Linked DNA regions of Homo sapiens: region 2 is linked to region 1. Evidence: read pairs that join two places in POLR2A ChIA-PET (ENCODE). Cell type or tissue: B cell. All regions are shown on one strand. Links, peaks and the distances in the headings refer to the core of each region. The heading gives the core; the rest is flanking DNA.

Region 1 (2,916 bases), core at 230-2,729:
GCTCAATATGCGTTTTTTCCCTAGAAGCTGAATTTTATTTTTATTAAAGTCATCAATACAATGTAAACAAAATTAGGCTTTTACATAACAAGGACTCATTCATGATGCCCATGGTTGTTTGGGCATTCATAGCTTCATGCTGTATGTGGGTGAAAGCACTGAGTTTTTATAGATTTGTTGAGCTTTTGACAGATCAGTTAGAGTTGAGTTTAGTTGGGAAATGGTGTGAACTATTATTTGCCAAATTCTGCCAAATTCCTTGCTTAAAGACTAGGTATACGTTAATATTAGTATGCCTTTCTCTAAAATTATTAAATATATTAAAATACATATTCTTGCCAGGTGCTGTGGCACATACCCCTAGACTCAGCTACTTAGGAGACTGAAGCAAGAGGATTGCTTGAGCCCAGGAGTCCAGACTGGGCAACATAACGAGACCCCATCTCAGGAGCAGGGGAGTGTTCTCAATATCTGTATTTGATCTCAAAATGGAGATACTTACTTTACCAAAAGACATTAATTTGCTGCTAAAGTTAAATATTTAAAATGTTATTCAATTAAAATAAGTTAGATTAGCCCAAAGTTTCAAAAGATATTTTATGTTGAATGAGGCAAATCAGTGTATGTATCATTCATATATGTGTGTGTGTGTGTGTGTGTGTGTGTGCGCGCTAAAAGAAGTATATATGTATATATTTTAGAGATACCGAGATATGGTCTCTTTTTATTTTATTTTTTATGTTTATTTATTTATTTTTATTTTTTATTTTATTTTATTTTTTGAGACAGAGTCTCGCTGTATCGCCTAGGCTGGAGTGCAGTGGTGTGATCTTGGCTAACAACAACCTCTGTCTTCAGGGCTCAAGTGATCCTCCTGCCTCAGCCTCCTGAGTAGCTGGGACTACAGGAGCCCACCACACCCTGCTAATGACCCTGTCTCTAAATAAATAATTTTTTTTTTTTTTTTGGTGTGGTGTATGGGCTCATGCCTATAATCCCAGCACTTTGGGAGGCCAAGGTGAGCAGATTGTTTGAGTCCAGGAGTTCAGATCCAGCCTGGGCAACATGGTGAGACCCTTTCTCCATAAAAAATACAGAAAAATTAGTGGAGCATGGTAGCCCATGTCTGTGGTCCCAGCTACTCCGGAGGCCAAGGTGGGAGGATTGCTCGGTCCTGGGAGGCAGAGTTTGCAGTGAGCCACAATCCTGCTGCTGCACTCCAGCCTGGATGACAGAGCCAGACCCCGTCTCAAAAAAAAAAGCACTCAGCCTCTAAACTGTCATTTCATTTCTGTTTTTTTCTGTAGAGATGGTCATATCAGCAGCAAGTAATGATAGTTGCATTTCTTTTCCAATCTTCATGCCTTTTGTTAATTTTTTCTTATCTTAACTCTGCTGGTTATGCCCTCTGTTTTGCTGAGTCATCATTGTGGACTTCCTCAGCTTGTTCCTGATTGCAAAGAGAGTGCTTCAAAAGGTTCCCCATTAAGAATGATTTTTTTTTTTTTGGGACGAAGTTTCACTCTTGTTGCCCAGGCTGGAGTGCACTAGCGCAATCTCGGTTCATTGCAATCTCCACCTCCTGGGTTCAAGTGATTCTCCTGCTTCAGCCTCCCAAATTGCTGGGATTACAGGCGTCACCACGCCCAGCTAATTTTTTGTATTTTTGGTAGAGATGGGGTTTCACCACGTTGGCCAGGCTGGTCTCAAACTCCTGACCTCAGGTGATCCACCAGCCTCGGCCTCCCAAAGTGCTGGGATTACAGGCATGAGCCACTGCGCCAGCCAAGAATGATTTTAATATACCCTTTATTGGTTAAACAATTTTCCTTTTCCTGTGTTGCCAAGAGCTTTTTTTTAAGCTTGACTTATTATTGAATATCATTAAATATTTGTTCTGCTTCCTTTAATTCATTAACGTGGTCAATTACATTAATCAGTTTTTTTTACATTGAGCCAAATTAGTGTTCCTGGGACAAATTCAACTAGATTATGATGTATTATGTTTTTATGTGTAGCTGAATTTATTAATATTTTATTTAAGATTTTTCATTGAAATGGTCTGTATTCATTGAAATTGATCTATAATTTTCCTTTCTTGTCTGTTCTACTTTGCATTACTTATGAGTTTTGGAGTGTTTGCTCTTTTTTCTGAAATAATATATGTAAAATTAAACTCACTATCCCTTAAATGTTTTATGATACTTCTTTGCGTAAATCAGTTACAAACTACGGATTCCATATTTTATTGTCTACTTCTGGGTTGATCCTAGTGGGTTACCTTTTTATAGTAATATATCCATTTCATCATAAATTTTCAAATTTATTGGCAAAAAGTTGCCCATAATATGTTCTCACCTTAATTTTTGCTGCATATATCTCCCCTATTTACTCCTAATACCTTTTTTAATACTTTTTTCTTTTTTTCTGGATACGTTTTTTAAGAAATTATTTATGCTTATTTTATTATATTATTATTTTTTGTATATAGAGATGGGATCTCACTATGTTGCCCAGGTTGGCCTCAGCCTCAGCCTCCTAAAGTATTAGGATTATGGGCATGAACCACTGTGCCCAGCCTTAAAATCATTGTTACTAGTATCAGATTTTATCTTTGTGGAGCCTCCCTTTTCTATTTTTATTTTCTATTTATTTAACTTCTTCCCCCACCACCCCCATTCCCCTCCTTCTCCTTCTATCATTACCTTTGGATTTATTCCATTACCCTTTTAAAAAGTTCTTTCTTTAGATGCTTACCTCAGTCTTTCTTCTTCTCCATTATAAACATTAAGATTACAGACTTCCCACTTAAGTACTGTTTTCTCTGTATCCCACATATTTTGGTATGTGGTATTATTAATGTTGTCCATTTCCAGATATTTGTCCTTTCTTTTACTGTTTAATCTCTCACCTATG
Region 2 (2,916 bases), core at 417-2,916, 330 kb after region 1:
AATGCCCTGAGAAGGAGCACGAGGCCTTTGGGAAGCAACTATGAGGAAAGAGAAGGGAAACTAAACACAAGACAAGCTGGAGAATTTTTTCTTCTTTTTTTTTAGAAAGGGTCTCACTGTCGCCAGACTTGAGTACAGCTCAGGTGATCCTCCCATCTCAGCCTCCAGGGTAGCTGGGACTGCAGGCACATACCGCCACACCTGGCTAACTTTTGTATTTTCTGTAGATATGGAGTTTTGCCACGTTGCCCAGGCTGGTCTCAAACACCTGGCTGCAAGCAATCCACCTGCCTCAGCCTCCCAAGGTGTTGGGATTACAGGCAGAAACCACTGCACCCAGCCAAGATTTTTCATTGGTCAAATTTGTTACTGGCCCCAGAACTATATTCTGCACTACTATATTCTGAACCTGTCCTGAAAGAGAAGGAACTTTCCAGAAGCAGTAGGCCCACCCCGCCCAGCCAGCTCAAGAATACTTCTAACAGATGCAACGGGGTTCTTCTTAGATCCGTGATTGGGTCTTCTCACCCTTAGCAGAATCCTTTGGCTGTGCCTAGAGAGAAGCCTGCTTAAACTTCTCTTCAGATTCTTGTTTTTTTGAGATGGGGTCTTACTATGTGGCCCAGGCTGGCCCCAAACTCCTGGGCTCAAGCCATCCTCCCTGCTCAGCCTCCCAAGTAGCTGAGATTACAGGCGCACGCCACTGCACCTGGCTTCCCTCTTCAGATTCTTGAATCCGCTCGCAGACTGACCCCTCACTTTACTGTTCACGCACAAGGGTTTCAGCCACAATGAAGAAAGGCAGCAGTCACTTCACCAATCAGGGAGCCCTTTGGGGTAACAGGCTGGGGAGGACCTTAGTTCTAAATATTGCACATAACACCCTCCCCGCAAGCTGACCACAAAGCTCCCACACTGGTGTCCCAGCACTGGGAACAACACTGCCGGAAGGAGAAAGAAGCCCACGGCTCAGAAACCCCATCTCTGTCAAAAATACACACATTCTAGTAGCTACTAGGGAGACTGAGGTGGGAGGATCACTTGAGCCTGGGAGGTCAAGGCTGCAGTGAGCCATGATCCTGCCTCTGCATTCCAGCCTGGGCAACAGAGTGAGACATTGTGTCAAAAAAAGAAGAAGAAGAATGAATTCTTCTTCCCACCAGACCTGCCAATCCTCAAGACTGCTAGATGTGCCCGGGTAGCTGACAGGAAAAAGGGCCACCAATCTGAATGTCACCATGTAGCTGGGTTTGGTGGCTGCTATGGTCTGATGGCGTAAGGACCAGGTTAGGTGGGCTGCCTGCCCCTCTGCCAGCAGGTACCGGAGCAACCATGTCACAGCCCTCCATCAGTCACTCAAGAGAGGACGGCATTCAAAACTACTCTATAACCTATAACCTATAACCTGAGCCCTTTGGGAGGCTGAGGTGGGAAGACTGCTTGAGCCCAGGAGTTTGAGTCCAGCCTGGACAACAGAGCGAGACCCTGTCTCAAAAAACAAAAAACACTTGGTGGCTGGGAAAATTAAAGACAAAGGTTAAAAAACGAACTACTACTCTTCCACACCATGCTGGCACAACTCCCATTCAGACTGGACCATGGCGAGAGCAAGCCTGTCTCCCTCTCACCGCCCAACTTGGCAAACTGAAGGTTTTGTATTCAGTTCTCTCTCTCGCCTGGCCGGGGAGCTCCTGAGAGCAGTGGCAACATTTGAGATTTATCACCATGCTTCTCTTGCATCCCATGAAACACAAATATTCAACAGAAAGTTCACCTCTGATCAAATGAACAGAATAAATCTGGGGGCAAACACATACCAGGCTGGACTCCATCCGTCTCCTCTCCCAGCATGCAGCTTCCTGGGGGTAGAGACATTACCTTGTACACCATTAGCCCAGTGCCTGATACCAGGTGGGCATTGACTAACTGGTTGCCAAATAATGCAAGAATGGGCTTTGTGCAGCTATAGCCATTTTCCACTCTAAGAAAATCCTACAGACAAAAGTCCAACCATTCAGAACTGGTAAATACTGAAGGCCTGAAGGCTGCTACCGACAATATAATTCTGTGCTTTACCAAAAGCCTTGTAACATGATTCCTTTAAATGTCAGGGTCCCCTGAATAATCTAATTTACAAGAATTCCACTTACACGCAAATTCTGGGAACAAGCCAGGGGAGGCACATCCTGGCCGGGAAATAGCAAGCCTGACTTTGACATCTGCCCTAACAGCTGATTCATTAATAAACGGGATTCCTGGGGTCCTGGCTACATTTTGCCTCGTGGTGTCCAGATTGGAGTGGGGCAGGAGGAGGTCCCTAAGAGTCTGAGGGAACAGCAAGGTCAGTCAGCCAACAGCAGGTGGTCCTGCTACACTCTGCTCCAGAGCACAGATGCCGTATGTGGCTGAAGGGCCTGGGAGGGGGCCAGGAGCACACGGGCTTTGTGTGCACTCTAGGCTAGCTCAGAGAGGAAGACAAACCCCTCATGCCTGGTAAATGGCTGCTCAGCCAGTAAATGTGATCCTACATCCTTCACAGTCACCTGGCTGCTGCCTCCTCCTCCCCGCCAAGGTGTTCAGACCCAAGGTACTGCATCTCTTCTCCCACGACCCATGGAAGAAAACAGTGCTGAAACTGTCACCGGCAGACTTTTGCAGTCATCTCATCCTCCTCACGTAAGTCTCTACGGAAAAGCCTGCCTAAAAGTTACCTCCACCCTCTAGCAGCCTAGTGGACAGAGTCCATCCTCCCTGGATCTTTGTGGACAGCAGCAGGCCACATGCAAACGGCAGAGTGCTCTAAGAAAAAGAAGGAAGTGAGAAAGGGAGGGAAGAAGACAAAACAGGGGATACATTTAAAAACTAACAAAGGCTCTGATGGAGCCAGATGAACCAGATCTGAATCTTGGCTCTGCA

What was found. Peaks named below come from ENCODE experiments on the same cell type or tissue, not always from the same donor. Only the 100,000 strongest peaks of a DNase experiment are listed, where the experiment ranks them.
Region 2: POLR2A ChIA-PET joins it to region 1 with 6 read pairs; 1 of 35 experiments calls an interaction of 5 or more read pairs at or near these places.

What each region holds. Positions count from the first base shown.
Region 1 is chr9:129,953,587-129,956,502 of GRCh38, reverse strand. All of the region lies in intron 6 of FNBP1 (formin binding protein 1), which reads left to right. Among named protein-coding and RNA genes, the nearest start is that of MIR6855, 85 kb to the right of the region's middle. In B cell, for the core only: no CTCF peak of the experiment used is centred there; a DNase peak (open chromatin) is centred at 1,412; H3K27ac peaks cover 1,109 bases.
Region 2 is chr9:129,627,617-129,630,532 of GRCh38, reverse strand. The region is part of intron 1 of NTMT1 (N-terminal Xaa-Pro-Lys N-methyltransferase 1); the gene reads right to left. Among named protein-coding and RNA genes, the nearest start is that of NTMT1, 2.9 kb to the right of the region's middle. In B cell, for the core only: no CTCF peak of the experiment used is centred there; no DNase peak of the experiment used is centred there; H3K4me3 peaks cover 83 bases; H3K27ac peaks cover 2,013 bases.